Linked DNA regions of Homo sapiens: region 1 is linked to region 2. The links are chromatin loops, found by intact Hi-C in ENCODE. Cell type or tissue: HCT116. All regions are shown on one strand. Each heading gives the region's core, and the rest is flanking DNA. Links, peaks and the distances in the headings are about the cores only. Region 1 overlaps LOC112267868 (a long non-coding RNA gene). Region 2 holds the start of LOC105370432 (a long non-coding RNA gene).

Region 1 (8,220 bases), core at 1-8,000, 120 kb before region 2:
TTGAAGGGGTTCTTATGTGAAACAAACACGGCAGGACTTATTCCTGAGTAACACAAGACCAAGGCAGGGCAGCCAATCCTAACGGGCAGCGAGAAGGGGCAAGGCCAGCGTGCAGCTTTGTGGTATCCCGGGAGGATTTTATTTCCAAATATAAAATTCATGCCATGCTCACAGGCAGAACCTTAGAATAGTCATAATGATCTAATGACAGTATTACCATGGAAGGCTGCTACTAATACCTTGAACTACTGCCGTTCTATACAGATCCAGGGATATGATTTCAAAGCTCATGTGGAATGAAGACTGCCCCACCTGAAAGCAATCTACCCAAGTAAAAAGAAGAAGGAAGAAAAGAAAAGGGCAGAATGCAACTGAAGCCCACAATTTGGGATATCTAGGATGGGGAGGTCAGAGTTGGTTCTTTGTGGGGTTTCTTTTATTATTGTTGTAGTTTGGGGAGGGAGTGGTATTTTATGGCAAAGAACGAGAAAATATCTCTAAATTGGACAGCATTGCCTGCCTCGGACTTTTTGAATTACCTCTGACTTAAAGATTATAAAGTGTTTATTTTTCTCTTCCAAGAAGGGAGGGCATAGTAATTTCCTCCATTACCCTCATGCTCTCCTCCCTCTGCTGTTGAGGGGACAGTTCATTGATGATAGCTCCCTTGTGCTCAGTCAACACTGATGGCAAAAAGAAAGAAAATAAACAGCATATTACCTGTGAAAGAATGGGGAGCCCCTATAAGTCCAACCTAATAAACATCCAAGGACTATTGGGCCTGTCACTTGACATTTTGATGGAAATGGCTGTTGTTGTATTTCTAGAAATCAAAGGAAACATCAGAACCTTTGCAAACAGGAAAGCTGCATAACATTTCAAATACCAGTTAAGTGCCTATATTTATAGGTAGTGTTCACTGTTTCAAATATAACCCTGCAATTCTTTTGGAGAGAGGTTCTGACAGGGCTAACAGACCTGTTTAATATATATATATATATGTATATATATATCATTTTTAAATGATGCTGAAATTTCCTTTTATTCCTTCGATAATTTGCAGTTGGAATTCATAATTTTAGCAGTATTTCTCACATATAATGCCAAATTCGGTAACACCTACTTAAAGTGCATTGTAGCATGTGTTTAAGATACATTGAGCTCTTTGCAGAAAAGGTGCTATAGAAATCTAATAAATAATAAGTAGATGATTGACAAAGGATAACATTAGGAGCTCATTTTTGAAACTTTATAAAAATACATGCATTTGGGTTAATTCTCAGCTAGACAATCTCCTTGGCAGGTAGTGTGTAAGGGATCCTACATGCCCCAGATTTTAAGGTTCTGGAATATGATGGAGAGGAAAAAAAGGTCATGGCCTGCAGAAGATAGTTCTGAGGTTACAATAGTTCTCAACAAGAATCCAGGCAGGAATCCTCCCAATTTTGGCCTTGAAAATGCATTCACTGATGTTATTTGGAATGTGAAAGAAATCCAAAATATATAGAAGGTAGAGTTATAAAGGGCGGCTGGATTCAACCACATGGCCAAATTTGAATCAGCAAACTGACATTCTCTAAGATAACACACATTATGTCCTTTAAAATTAAAAAAGAAAAACAAGAGCCAAGTATCATTACTCATTTGTTATTTTGTGAGTTGGTTCAACTCAAGAATGCATAATTTTCTGGTTCTAATGCAAACTAAGGAAGGACGAGAGCCAGATATAAACAATTTCCTCCTTCTGGAGTAAAATATATAGCTATCCAGGGATTTAATGTGATTATGAAAAGAGACCAGATGCCTTGAATCTTGGCTGCTACAGGACCTGGCTTGGCAGCCTATAGGTTGATCTCAGAGAGGTAAAGATGAGTCTAAGAGGACTACTTTAAAAATGGAAATAAAATGGTTTATAAGTAAGCAAAAGCAGGAACAAGCTTATCGTAAGCAGAGTAAGCTGATGAAGGTGCAGATAAAACTTCATCAGAAAACCTGTGTAGTATCGTTTATGCCAAAGCATGACATTTGAATCTTCACATAGGAGTATGAGTTTCCAATGCATTTGGTTTTGGGATTACATCTTGGACAAGTTCTTTCTCTTTTTTTTTTAATTTTTCTTTGGTGATTTTATTGACTACTACTACTAATATGTGCATTTTGTAGAGAAGTTTTATATATGCCAGCTAAATAAAATCCTTCATACATGTCTCCAAATGTTGGACAAATGTAGATACATTGTTTATGCCAATGTCATTTGTTATATTGAAGTTGCCCTGATCATTTAATCTCCCTGTTTATTGTGGTTGGAAGTACTTTACATACTACCATATCATCTACAATTTGATCTTATACTATTTTATTTCTTCTTCTTAAAGTGTAATATGATATATTATATGCCCCTCCCTAATGAGACTAGAGAAAGAGACAGGCAGCCATCTTGACTCCATGAGAAAATAGTTTGCAAACCAAATCAATATACCAAGGATGGAGGAGTGGAGAGAAGGAAAAAGCCTGAATCATAATTGACATTGCTGTGCTATAAACCAACCCAAGAATTGTCCCCTGTCCCCACCTCCTCTCATATAATATCATTAAATCTTTTTATTATGGAGGCTACATTTTAGTTAGGCAATCTGTTTCTTGCAGAAGAAAGCCTCAGAATTAATAAAGTAGGGTTTGAGGTTTCAAAACCCTAATCCCTGAAAGACTCTGAGCATAATATTTATGCCAACAGATTTGGAAGCTAAGGTCAAGCCAATTTGACCTAAAAGCTAATTCCTTGGGGCAAAGAAAGAGAGAGAGAGAAGAAACTAAGAAACCTAAGACATTAGTATTTCCTAAGAAGAAGGCCTGCTCCTTGCTAAACTCCTGTCCTAATCTCAGGAAGAAGAGGAAATAAGAGAAATTCCAATTACATGTGCACAGAGAGGAGACAGAAGGAGTCAAGAGAGAACAGGCCAGCATAGCTTGTGATCTGGATCAGGAAGGTGTAGCCACTTGAATGACCCATAAATGGAGACCATGCAGGAGTGAGGAGGCTCAGGTACGCCAGATTGGACAATTAGGGACCAAACATATCCCATCCCCCACCCTCATTCACATCAGTACTTCATAACCTGCCTGGAACCTACACGATCCTTAGGGAAGTGGGGGCTGGGGACAGCAGTGTAGGAAATCTGAATTGATTAAATTTGAGAACTTAAAATCGAAATTTTTGAAAAATAAGAAGAGTGTTCAGACCAGAGCTTATGGTTTGACATTTACACTTACTATTTAATTAATTAACTGCTGGTAATAATGATAGAATGCCAGTTCCTACATTCAAGAAGCTCACAGTTTAATAGAAAAGACAGGCAAGAAAACAGTCAACCATGATACATGAAGTGTTTGACAGATAAATATGCAAGATGGCAGAGTACAAAGTGGGGGTTTGGGGTTGCAACTTGAGCTAAGTTTTGAAGGGCAAAAGCAGTTAACCACAGATGGTGTGGGGAAATGCGGAGTTCTGTTTGGGTCTTGTTGCATCTGAGGAATGATTTTTGTTGTTTACAATCAGGGAATCTTGGGTGTGTCTACCTGTTAAGGGGAATGAGGCAGTAGAGAAGTGGATGATGAAAAGAGTGGCTGGAAATTATGTCCGGAGAGCTCTGAGGAGGCAGAGAGCAAAGGGACACAGATCACAGGCTCAGAGGTTGGCTTTGGCCAGAATAAGGAAGTTGAGAAAAGGCATAGATGGAATACTGCAAATACATTGTACACACCTTGAGAGTTGACAGGAAGGTAAGAGAGTTCGTGCTAGATGACCTCTATTTTATGTGAGGAGTGGAAGTATGCAGGATTTTAAGGAGGGGAGTTCTGTGGACAGATTTGTATTTTAAACATCACACACCGGGGCCTGTCGTGGGGTGGGGGGCGGGGGAGGGATAGCATTAGGAGATATACCTAATGTAAATGACGAGTTAATGGGTGCAGCAAACCAACATGGCACAGGTATACATATGTAACAAACCTGCACGTTGTGCACGTGTATCCTAGAACTTAAAGTATAATAAGAAATAAAAGTAATAAATAATAAATAAAAAATGAAACACTCTGGTAGAGAGTCAAGGAATGAATATATGAGAGAAGCTAAGAAAAGACTAAAAGCTGACAGACTTATTAAGAGATTATTGGAGTCATTCGGTGAAAAGAATCATCAAGGCCTGAATTAAGACAGTGACATTGGAAGGGAATAAGAGGGAATCCATAGATATTTCTAAGCCAAAATCATTCTAAGAAGTGATTGTTTAGTTATCAGGAATGAGGGAGAGAGAGAAAAGGAGGAGGATACCTGAGACATATTTGGTTTATCAGAAATTTGAGCAGGAACAGGGAGAAGTTTTAGGGAGAAAATAATGAGCTTAACTTTGAACACATTGAGATTTAGATAAAGATATTGACAAATTATAGATTTAGACAGGAATTGATTTAGATGTAGATATAGGCAGTTGGATTTGTGGCTCCCGAGTTCAAGAGATGAGGTTTTAGCTGGAGAAAGTGTGGAGAAATCTGTTCTCTCCAGAAGGGTGGTTGAAACAATGGGGATGTAGGTGAGATCAGCCTGTAGGAGTATGTGAAGAAAGGGGTTTTACAGCCTTTGTTTTTAATCCACTCCGTAATTCATCAATTTGTTAACCTCCTCTGTATTCAATGATTCCTAAATATCTACTCCACTTTCACACTTGGAGTCAATATTATTTCCTCTCATTTGGTGCTCCTATTGGTCAAGGGAACCTCCAAAAGCCCACACAAGCCATGGGAAGTAAGATCCACTATAAATATGTCCTATTATAATGAATTTATTTGTTATAGTTCTACTGTGAAGGCTTAAGATTACCAAATGACTATCTCCTTAGAAGTATAAAGCAAGCATAGTAAGCTAAGAGTCAGAATCCCCTTTTGTCAACTCTGACACTACTTATGGCATATTGGACAAATTTTTGCAATAGCTGGTTACTGAGGTTGATGCTCTCATTATGAATACAGTACAATGTATTGTTTTGCTCTTTAAGCAATCTTATATACACAGACATGAAATTATCAAAAATGCTTTTAATCCATTTCAGTGCATGTATTATAATACACTAAATATATTTCCTTTTTTCATCACAGAAAGTCAAAAGATCTGTTTTTCTTGTAGTATTCATAAATGACCTTAAAACTGACCCACATATAACCTACTAATTACCCTCCATGTACCTTCCAGACCCTGATTAATTGTGTTTAGCGTTTATGTGAGACTGTGACTCTACTCTGGAAATCATCTGTATAGCTTGTAATTCCCAGTGGAAAAAAAAATTGCTGTGACCTATACAGTTGGAGAAAAGAAAACACAGCTACACTTTTCCAAAAGCAGAACAAAGCAATGAAATAACATACCTTTCACTAGGGACTTGGTGTTATCTGAAACCCTATAATCCACATCCCATTCTGCTTTTTCAATAGGTTGGATGATTTCAGTGTGCGAGTCAGAGAACTAATCAATTTTGAAACAGCATCTGCAAAAATAGATAATGTTCATGTAAAGGTCAACCTAGTCATAAAACCTCATTGGTGTGAGTAAATAAACACACAGGCTTTGTATAGAGGGGTTCCCCTAAACAGAACAGCAGTGCAGGATTGGCAATGTGATACTGCATCAATACCATCAAAAGAATTTACCAAGCACCAACATGTAGAATGAACTATGTGATTAAACTGACATGGTCCCTGAACTTCTATAATGTAATTTAACTTCTGTGCTCCTAATGGAACACTTAAGAATCTAAAACTCATTGGGTCCCAAACTAAACTTTTCTCCCAAATTGCTTTTTCTCCTGTGCTTTCTATGCTAGTGAAGGAATCCATGGCATCCAAGATTTCTTTCTCTCCCTTACCCGAGTTACCAATCCATCTTTAAAGTTTATTGGCTCGACCTCCTAATTATCCCCTGAACCATTGCCTTTTGCTTCATTTCTATAGCCATCACCGTTTTCACTAAGACTATTGTAATATCAATTGCTCTGAACTCCCCTCTTCCAATGTATCCCTCACACTGTTGCTAGAGTGATTTGACCTTCAAGTCTCAGTATATTGCTCATCTGCTCAAATGCCTCCCAGTCAAAACTCTCTACCTTTTCTTTTGTGCCATTCCTACTCATCTTTTAAGGCTCTCAGATCATTCAACTATTCATTCACTCAGTAAATATTTATTAAGCACAAACTTCATGTTACACAGTGCTAGGCACTGGAAAGACAGTGATGATATAGTCCTGGTCTCACAAAATTTGCAGTGGCAAGAAAGTAAATGAAATAACAAAATGTGGCCGGGCGCGGTGGCTCACGCCTGTAATGCCGGGAGCACTTTGGAAGGCGGAGGCGGGCGGATCATGAGATCAGAAGATGGAGACCATCCTGGCTAACACAGTGAAACCCCGACAATACTAAATATATTAAAAAAAAAAAAAATTAGCCGGGCATGGTGGTGGGCGCCTGTAGTCCCAGCTACTCGGGAGGCTGAGGCAGGAGGATGATGAGAACCCAGGAGGCAGAGGTTGCAGTGAGCCGAGATCGCGCCACTGCACTCCAGCCTGGGCGACAGAGCGAGACTCTGTCTCAAAAAAAAAAAAAGGAAAAGAAAAGAAAAGAAAAAAAGAAATAACAAAGTGTGATAAATATTGTGAGGAAATAACTTTGGTAGAAACAATTTAAAAAGAACTCTGGGGACCCCAAATATTTAAGGTGTGGGTAGAGGAAGAAAGGTCTCCAGAGGAATGGAAAGTAAGGTGGGAGAGAATATGCTGCCCTGGAATGTCAAAGAAAGAGAATATTTCTGAAAACAAAAGAATAATTAAGAGTATCAAATCCTGCCAAAAGGTCAAGGAAATAAGGACTGAAGATTATCTTGGAATTTTGCAGACACTTGAACACAATTTTGGTGGAGTGGTGTCGGCCAAAGCCAGCATGAAGTGAGTTGAGGAATGAATGAGAGATAAAGGAACGGGGGTAGCAAATATAGAAATTCAGCTGTGATGGAAAGCGATTTGGTAGCTGGAAGGGAATTTAGGGTTGAGGGAGACTCCCCAGAAGGACCCATGCAATTTTTAGTGCCTTCTTAATAATATGATTATTGTCTTATATTATGTAATATTTGGCTTTCTGTTCCAGCACTAAAAGGCAGGAAACACATTATTTCATCTTTATATCTGCAACTCTTAGCACGAGTTCAGGTACAAATAAGTACTCCATAAAAATCAGTTTAAAGGCTGAATAAATTAGTGATCTGCTGTAATCCAAATTTGAAATTCATTCAATTGCCATCATCCTTGACTTGTCTCTATTTTTCCTCTTATCTGCCCTTCCTGACTAGTAGCCCCAAGGGTTACACAAGCTTTGTGTCCTTGAACTCCTGCTCTGGCCTGTGTACACTCCTTCCGTACGCCAACCCCTGGAACTTAACACATGTGCAATTGCTCCCATCACTGTTCTCCCCCATAAGTCAGCCTGTGTACTTTTCCAACTTCTCTAAGACTTTTTATACCCAGAGGTATTTGAGGACTGTTCTGAATGTTGTGTTCCAATCCTTGCTTGTTCAGATGTGGTCATGGATATGGCTAGACTCGAGCATAGATCTTTCCATGTTCCAAAAAGGCAGGCTTCTACTTTTCCCAAATAATAAGGTATTGTTTTATTATATATTCCATCAACACTTTATGCCAGATGTTTGCTTGACAAATTACAGCTCTGAATTCTTGATCCAGTGTTTTACCTGATGAAGAGACATACTTTAGATATGATTATCTACCACAAAATAATTTACCAAGAACCAGATTTGATTATTTGTATATTTACTCACTTTATATTCATTACATGTATTTTTATTTACTTTCCCAGTCTTCATTACTCCAGACTGGTTAAGGTCTTAAGGTCATAGGCTAAAGTTAAACACTCTTAACATACAGACTCCCTGCATCATGATATTTCTGCAAAAAATTAAGACAGTAGGAATTTTCTCTGGACAAAGCACTTTTAAAAATCCAAGGGGAATATTTCCTTCTTATTTGTGTGACACAACTTTTTAATGAGCAAGGCATATGCCTTCTATATTTGATAACACAAAGACAGACAATATTTCATACATAAAAATAAGATTTTATCAGAATAACCTAAGATGATCTAGATTTGGCCATTTTGTGTTAGCTA
Region 2 (8,420 bases), core at 190-8,189:
AAAGAGATATTGAAACTGATACCTTCTTCAATTTGAAATGCTATTCTACCCCTAAAGCCTTCGTGGGTATTGTATCAAAAACACTTTGCTGTCATGAGTAGGTCATTTCATTTTAGACCTAGGCATTGCTGATGTTCTGCCATGGGGTGAACTACACTGCTACAGGCTTAAGACTTTGTTTATTCCCTCAACTGTTGAAGACAAGTCTCTCATTTTTAGGGTAAGACTCATAGGTTTGTTGATTGTTCTGGCTCTTGCCTTCTTCTTTGGGACCCAGCTTTTGTTCATTTTGCTCCTTATTAATTCTTACAATCAAGAACAGATCAGAAAGAACTGGGAGAGAAAGCCTGAAACTTTTAGGGGGTGGTTTTTCCCACACACTTTACTTAAAGTTACCAGGGTAGAAGAAAAGGAGTGAAGTAGAAGTAGTATCTAAAGCGAGATTTGAGAGTCTCTGTTGATCTGGTTTATTCATATACCATTTTTCAAAAGGAACGAAACTGGCTTATTGCATAGAACCTTATCATCTTTTAAAATTGTCCATCTCAGGTGGCTTCTGTATAGATCAGGAAGCCATCAGAAGGAGTTCTTGTACATTCAAGAATCTCACAATGCAGGCCATTGAAGAATCTGATCAAGACAGATAACAATTCACTTTTTAGATGATATTTTGCTTTCTTTTGAAAATTATTTATCCTTTTGTGTCTCTGGTTCCTTTTTAAAATGGTTTCTTTACTCTGTTGCCTACTTAAGAGACTAAGGTTCTATTAATTACTATACTGATCACATAAAACTCAATAGAATTTGAAAAGAATATTTTGAATATAACAACCTATCTAAAGAAAACAGCTAAAAGGCCTCTTTCATAAATATGTCAAAAAATAAATTCATATTGTCTAAACTAGCATTTTCTTCCAGATAACAGTTTAGGTGTACAGAAGTGGAATTCTTCTCATTACGCCAATAATGTCCTCAATGCTATAGTCTCACCTTCCTAAAACTAAAATAATGTGGAAGCAAAGCCTAGCCATGACTCCTCCTGTCTAGATAATTTCAAATTAGTTGTACTCATCACACCCATAAGCCACTATTTTGTTTTACCTGCACAGGATGACAAGTCTATTTCGCTGTCTCCTTTTTCATAGTTTCATAGTGGCAGTGTTTTCAGGACTCCGAGGTTCATTCTATTCATTACATCAAACAACCGGTACAAAATCAAAAAAGCAATTATGCAAACACTGTAACGAATTCTAACAAACATTTTATTAAAATAATTCATTGTTCTCTTTGAATTTTACAAAACAACCAATTTAAGTAATTTTTCTTTTTATTGTATGATATAACTGGATTGTTTTTCCTCAATTGACTGGCTATTTTGTCATGTAAAAATAGTTTTCAGTGTATTAATTATCACATGACTACAGCAGACAACAAGGCAAGGGCCTATTTTAGGGTTCTGAGAGCTTAGGCAACCAGGCATACTTTATAAAATCACATGGATCTAATGTTGTTGGGATTTGGGTCAGTCTAACAATGATGGTTTTTCTGTTTATGTGACAGCCCTTCCAACTATGCTTTGACCACTTTGAGGTCAACACTGAGAGCCAACACTGTGTGTCTTCCCAATATTCTCTAATTTCCAAAGCAGTGGCCACCATATTTTTTTAAAATGCATCACAAATGTCTGTTTAATTGAGCCCAGTTGAACCCCAACTAAAATCACTTTTGAGCACAATATTCCAATTAGTTTCTAGCACATTTCTTGCTTGGTATTGGTTAGAAGTCTTTTGCATTTAAAAAATTTAAAACTGGCCCACTTAAGCAATTTCCAATTGCTTTGATTTGGGCATTAAAACAGAATATCAACGTTTCTATTTTTGTGTCTTTAAATATTGCTGTGAATAGTAATAATGCATCCTCAGCAGTAGCCTCATTCCCTGACACTATCATGGTGAGAAAAGCACTATAGTAAGACCCAGTAACTCTGATTGAAAATAACACTTCCCCCACTATTTTTAGGTGAATGTAATTCTTACAAGAAATTTAAAAGAAATTATGAAAATACCATGTAATTTTCCTTCTGCCTTCAGGAAAAATAAAACCAACCCCCCACCCCCAACCCCTGCCTCAAAAAAATTCTGGTCTCTGAAAAGTCACCAAAGAAGAAGACTTTATGTGACTAACTTTGTCACACATTCCAGTGATTCACAGCACTTATATGTAACCCAAATTTCAAATGCAGCTAAAACATAAACTTATCATTTCTTGGTTAGCCCTCGGTAAGGCTAGTAAGATGTCTTCCTATGTAAGGAATAAAATAATTCTCAGGCCCTTTGTGGCCTTGTTTACTGCAAGCCAAAGAATTGAGAGCTGCAATTGTTCTTCCCATCCCAGAATTCGCTTCCGACCAGCCAGCAATTTAATGTTTTCATTTTCCACAAGCTGTTCACCAAGCTCTCAAAGGCTGGGTTTTGCCAAAATTAGTGAGGTATGAAGGCAGCCATGCCCCACCTTCTGTATTTATGTGTTTATAGTTGCTGTTTATAGAATCAACTGACTACTCTTTCAGGTTATGTAGAGATGCTGCTTGCCTGTAGATTGCTGGTAAGCAGATTCTCTAAAATCAAAACCCTGAATTTTAGTGTTGCCAGTTTCCATGGTGCAAATGTTCCCATCTTTGCTGATGTCATAATACCAACATGAGGTCACTGAACAGGAAGTTAGGAAAAGATGCACATCCTCTGCTCTCCTGAACCAATAAGAGCCAGTTCCAAGACACCATAACTGATTGCTATATTTTAGGATTTTTTTCTGATTATAAAGGTAATTGGCATAGAAAATTGGAAATAATTAAAAGTAAAATGAAGTAGAAAACAATACCTAGAATTCTAAAAGCTAGAAATGCCAATGATGTAATTGTTAATGTGGGACACGGTACTACTGCCTACCACAAATAACCCTTATGTGGAATTCTAATAAATCTGGATTTCAGTGTATCTTTCTAGAAACCATAGAAATTTCAATATATGCTCAAACTGAAGCCATTCCTAATGGGAATATCAGAAAAAGAAGAACTTGGAATTCAGAAGGAAAAGTAAAGAAACTGGTTAAGAATTAATAAAGGCTTTAGCAGTGAACTTTTAAGATAGCTAAAGCTGGAAGAAAATAAACTCCGAAGTTCAAACTGTGTTCCTGTATTTGTTAGCTCTCAAGGGAATTGAGGGTGAAGAAGGAGCTAAAGGCAGGAGCTTTGGCAAGATATCATCAAGCCAAATATCAGATAATCTCATATGTTTAACTAAGCTGAGTTAATTAAATAATGATTGCCCAAGATTTTTCCACCTCGAACATCCAAATAACGACAGATGTCTGACACCAAAAACACAACCCTAGAAGTTGGAGTCAACAGTTCAGTTCCAAGTCCTATCACAAAAGTATTAAGCACGGAAATTATCTGCAATATAGCAAAACAAATTTAAAATGATTTTGTAAAAGAATGTAGAAGGAAGGAGACCTTGAAGCATGAGAATGGTAATAAAAATATTATTGCAAATTCAAGATATATAAAGTGATGTGGGTATCTCCTTATTTATGGTGCTATGCTTATTTTTTTAAATAAACTTCAAAAGCATTTACAAAGTATTCTAAAGAGTTATCATTAATTATGATTCACTATCCATAGCTCCAAACTGTTGAGGTTTTCAAAAACTTAAAATTTTTATAGATGAGTATTTCTTTTACGTATTTCCCTCAAAATATACTCTTTCTTTGCACTATGATTTTATTGGTGAGACAATTCATTAATTGTGTGGTATTTCTCTAGATTTTACATAGCCTAATTCAGCCCATCTTTTAAAACAAACATTCTTATTGAAGTAAAACATGGATAAAGTACACAAATCTTAAGTGTCCAGTTCAATTAGTAACAAAGTAAGCACACTGATGTAAACAGTACCCACAGCAAGAAATAAGAACATTATTCAGCACTTTGAAGGTCCCCTTGTATACTTATCCAGCACCTACTGCCCAATCTTCCCTAAAGAAAACCACCATCCTGACAACAAACACCATAGATTAGTTTTGCTTTTTTGAACTTAATATAAATGAAATTATTCAATTGCATTTTTTTATATGTGACTGGGTTTTCATTCAGTATTATTTGTGAGGAGCATCCTTATTGTTGTGCATAGTTATTTATTCATTTTCATTGCTGCATAATGTTTCATTCAACACTATTTCTGACACTTTTAATCTATTATACATTTCGTGCTTATTGTTTGCCTGGTATATACTTTTTACATCCTTTTCTTGCAACTTATTTGGTCCTTTTTAGAAAAAGCAAAAAAATGTATCTCTTGCAGACAGCATACAATTGGGTCTTATTTATTTTAAACAGTCTGACAATCTCTGCTTCTTACAGTATTCAGCATAATAATGATATTCAATGGTATACCTAAATCGAACTATATTTGGTATAATCATATCTTTGGATTTAGATCTACCTCATTTTGCTATGTTTTCCATTTTTCTCATCTATTCTTGTGATTTATGGGTTTTTTTTTTTTCAGTTTGTTTGTTTGTTTTTTGTTTTATTTTTGAGAAAGGGTCTCAGTCTGTCGCTCAGGCTGGAGTGCAGTGGTGTGATCTTGGCCAACCACAGCCTCTGCTTCCTGGGCCCAAGCAATTCTCCCACCTTAGCCTTCCAAGTAGCTGGGAGTTGTGCGTCCCCACACCTGGCTAATTTTTGCATATTTTTGTAGAGATGGGATTTCACCATGTTACCCAAGCTGGTCTCAAACTCCTGGGCTCAAGCAATCCTCCTGCCTCCGCCTCCCAAAGTGCTGGGATTAACAGGCGTGAGTCACCATTCCTGGACTATTCTTGTCATTTCTATTCCTCTGTTCCTCCTATTCTGACCTCTTTGGGGTTAAATATTTTTAATAATTTTATTTTAATTATTCTATTAGCTTTTTAGCTATACCTCTACTCCTAGTGGTTGATCTAGAGATATGCATCTTTAACTTGTCACAGTACATTTAGAGTCAATATTATACCATTTCATTTAAAATATGAGAATCTTGCAACCAAATAGCTCTGTTAACCCTCTCATTCCTTGTGCTATTGTTGTTATTAAAGACCCCAATACAGAAAACAGTACTATAATTTTTGCTTTTAATAATGTCTTTTAAAGAAATTAAGAGAGCCAGGCACAGTGGTGCATGCCTGTAGTCCCAGCTACTTGCAGGCTGAGGTAGGAGAATTGCTTGAACCCAGGAGTTCAAGTCCAGTCTGGGCAACACAGCAAGATCCTGTCTCTATTTAAATGTTTTCTGGAAGAGATAGATTAAGAGAAAATAGAAAAATATATGTAGCCTTTTATATTTACTCAAATATTTATCATTTTTAATGCTCTTTATCTGTTCCTGTATATACAAGTTACAATTGTGTCATTTCTCTTCCATCTAAAGAATTTCCTTTAGTATTTCTATATTACAGTCTTGTGGCAACAAATTCTCTTGGTTTTTGTTTATCTTCAAAGGTCTTTGTTTCATCTTCATTTTTGATGGATAGTTTTTCTTGTTTTAGAATTCTTGACTGACTTTTTTTCTTCTTTCAGTGGTCTAAAAATGTTCCATTGTCAACCGGTCTCAGTGATTTCAGAGGAGTAGGCAGTGGAAGCAGAATGCTTACTGTTATTTCCTTGTTTGTAATATATTGTCTTTCTCTGGCTGCTTTCAAGATTTTCTCTTTCAGATTTATGATTTTGACTATGATGTGCCTAGGTGTGGTGTTCCTTATAATAATTCTCTTTGGAGTTTGTTGTTTCTTGGATCTGTAAGTTTATTTTTTATAAATTTTCAACCATTATGTTTCAGGATGTTTTATCCTTCCCTATTCTATCCCCTCACCTTTGGGAGATCAGTTTACACATATATGAGACCCCTTGATATTGTCCCGTTTGCCTCTGAGACACTATTCATTTTCCTTCATTCTTTTCTTCTTTTTGTCTACTCTTCAGATTAATAACTTGTATTGATCCACCCTCAAGTTTACTGACTGTTGTTTTCTGCCATCTCTAATCTACTTTTAATCTCACCCATTTAATTTTTAAATTTAATTAATGTATTTTTCATTTCTATAATTTTTTGGCTCTTTTTTTAGTTTCTTGTTCTCTGCCAAAATTTTCAGTTAATTTGTTATTTTTCCTTTAAGTTTTTTTAATGCATTTATAATAGCAGCTTTTAAATATTTACGTTTTAATTGTAGCATCTGAATCATCTGGTGACTAGATCTTAATAATTGCATTTTCTCCTATAGATCACATTTTCCCACAAGTTTGCATACCTAGTTTTTTATCGTATTCTAGACATTACAAAAGCTATATTATAGAGACTCTGGAATTTATATTCTTCTTAAGAGCGCTGATTTTTGTCCTAGCAGGTAGTTAACTTGGCTAATCTCACAATCTGAACTCTATTTCTCTAGTAGTGGGCAGCAGCTAAAATTTCTGCCCAATTCTTTCATATTCCAGCTGCTGATTTTCACCAGGACACTGGAGTCTCTTGGGCATATATAGTAGTCAAGTGGGGGTTTGGGTGGAATTTATACACAAATTTTGAAGTTCCCTCCTTCCGCAGCTTCCTCCTTTCCAGGAATTTCCTCCTCAATCCTTCCAGCTTCTCTGCCAATCTAGAACTCACTTCCTCTTTTACCTCAAGCCAGTAAAACTGCAACTTTCTGTTACCCAGAGCCCATGAAGTTTGGTACTATGGGGCCTCAGAAAACAACACTCCAAAATGAAGGCCACAGAAGCAGACTCACAGGCAAAGGTTTTTCTTTGACCCCTCCTACCCTTGTATCTCTCAGTCCCGTTCTTCCCGGAGGCCAGCCACAGAAACTAGAAACCGTATTCCCCAAGACAGTCATAGAAACCAGAAGAACCCCTTCACCCCAAAGCCAACCATAACACCTAAAATATTCTGTGTAAGAACTAGCCATAAAGAAATTAATCTGACCTACGTTGTTTGCCTGTAGGTCATAAGACCCCCTATTCCAAAGAGGGTCCTGCCCCACACCCAAAAGGAAGGAATACTGCTCGGAGAGGCCAAGAATCCAGACAGACAGGCCATGCTGGGCTTCCCCACTCAGTCTATTACTATTATATTTTTGTCCAACCATATTTCTACATGGCTGTTTATAATTTATTGAACCTAAGCATTGAAATGGACAGTTTCCTCTATATCTTTGGGTCTTCATTCTGAAGGCTCCTGTGTATACTCATTAAATACATTTGTATGCCTTTTCTCCAATTAATCTGCCTTTGCCAAGTTGATTTTTCAGTGAACTTTCAGAGGACCAAGCTCTTGGTCCCTACAGGATGTACCCTCAGGCAAAAAGGTGCATACTCACAAATCTCACTGTTGCAATTCCTGTCTTTCAAAGGTAGACTCTCTCTGGTATCTGAGTGTTTTGTTGGTCTCCAGTACTTTCAAATGGGTGGTTAGGGTGTGGAGAGAGGTGTAAATATATCATATATAATAGTTATCTGTGCGAAGGTTATTCTGGTTAAATAACTCTGCCATTTCTGAAAGTCTGAGTAAATACATATTTTCACTTTCTGCTTTTTTCACTTAACATTATATCATCTGGCTTTTTGTGTGTTATTTACTGTGTGATGTTGCTTTATGTGCTCTGATTAGCTGTATTCATTACATCTGTTGTTCATCTGGATTCAGAGCCTTTAATTCTACCTTCACATTTCCTATGTGAAGTCCTAACATTGTTTTGTACTGTCAGTTCAGTCTGTAAAACCTGGCAAAGCAGTTAGAAAATGAAACACCAGTCATTTTACGTCATGAAGCCAAATTGAGTATTTTAATCAATTCAACTTTTAATAATATGATTTGATCCACATAATAGTATATTTCTAATTTACAGTCAACAAAACCATTTCCTTGCTTTTCTCATAGTAAAAAATATTTCATTTCTCTGATTTTAAAAAGTTGATTTTTGTTCTTCCATTATATAACTTTATGGGGAAGTGTTGTTTTTCTCTTTTATTTTTCTCAGCAAATTTTAGCATAAGAGTAATTTGTAGCATTTTGGAGTTATCATGGCAAAAAGTTTACTTTTCTACAGATCACATGAAAGTTTATTTAAGAAAGACTCAGCTAAAGTTTCTTTATTCATTTATTCAGCAGATGTTTCATAAGGGTTTATTGCATGCGAGACAGTATGGGAGGTACAAGGGATATTAGAATAAATAAGACACCATTCAGAGCCTCCAAAGGCTTATAATCTCTAAGGAAAAACAGAGAAGTCATTTAAAATAACAATAAATTTAAATAAGTACTATCAGTGATAAGGATAAGAAGAAGAAATGAAAAAATTCACAGGAAGGAAGTGTTTCCTTCTGCTTG

Evidence for each region. A loop is a pair of places that touch in the nucleus more often than their neighbours do. Peaks named below come from ENCODE experiments on the same cell type or tissue, not always from the same donor. Only the 100,000 strongest peaks of a DNase experiment are listed, where the experiment ranks them.
Region 1: it touches region 2 in a loop (2.1-fold over the local background); 2 of 110 quality-filtered maps call a loop at or near these places.

What each region holds. Positions count from the first base shown.
Region 1 is chr14:30,380,594-30,388,813 of GRCh38, forward strand. LOC112267868 (a long non-coding RNA gene) reads right to left here. Exons shown (of 7, transcript XR_007064106.1): 6 at 5,419-5,537. It overlaps LOC105370430 (a long non-coding RNA gene), which reads left to right. Exons shown (of 4, transcript XR_943705.2): 3 at 265-407; 4 at 2,884-3,028. Among named protein-coding and RNA genes, the nearest start is that of G2E3, 170 kb to the right of the region's middle. In HCT116, for the core only: no CTCF peak of the experiment used is centred there; no DNase peak of the experiment used is centred there; H3K27me3 peaks cover 3,134 bases.
Region 2 is chr14:30,500,719-30,509,138 of GRCh38, forward strand. The region is part of intron 3 of G2E3-AS1 (G2E3 antisense RNA 1); the gene reads right to left. It overlaps LOC105370432 (a long non-coding RNA gene), which reads left to right and starts at 2,722. Exons shown (of 3, transcript XR_943713.2): 1 at 2,722-2,823. In HCT116, for the core only: no CTCF peak of the experiment used is centred there; no DNase peak of the experiment used is centred there; H3K27me3 peaks cover 1,431 bases.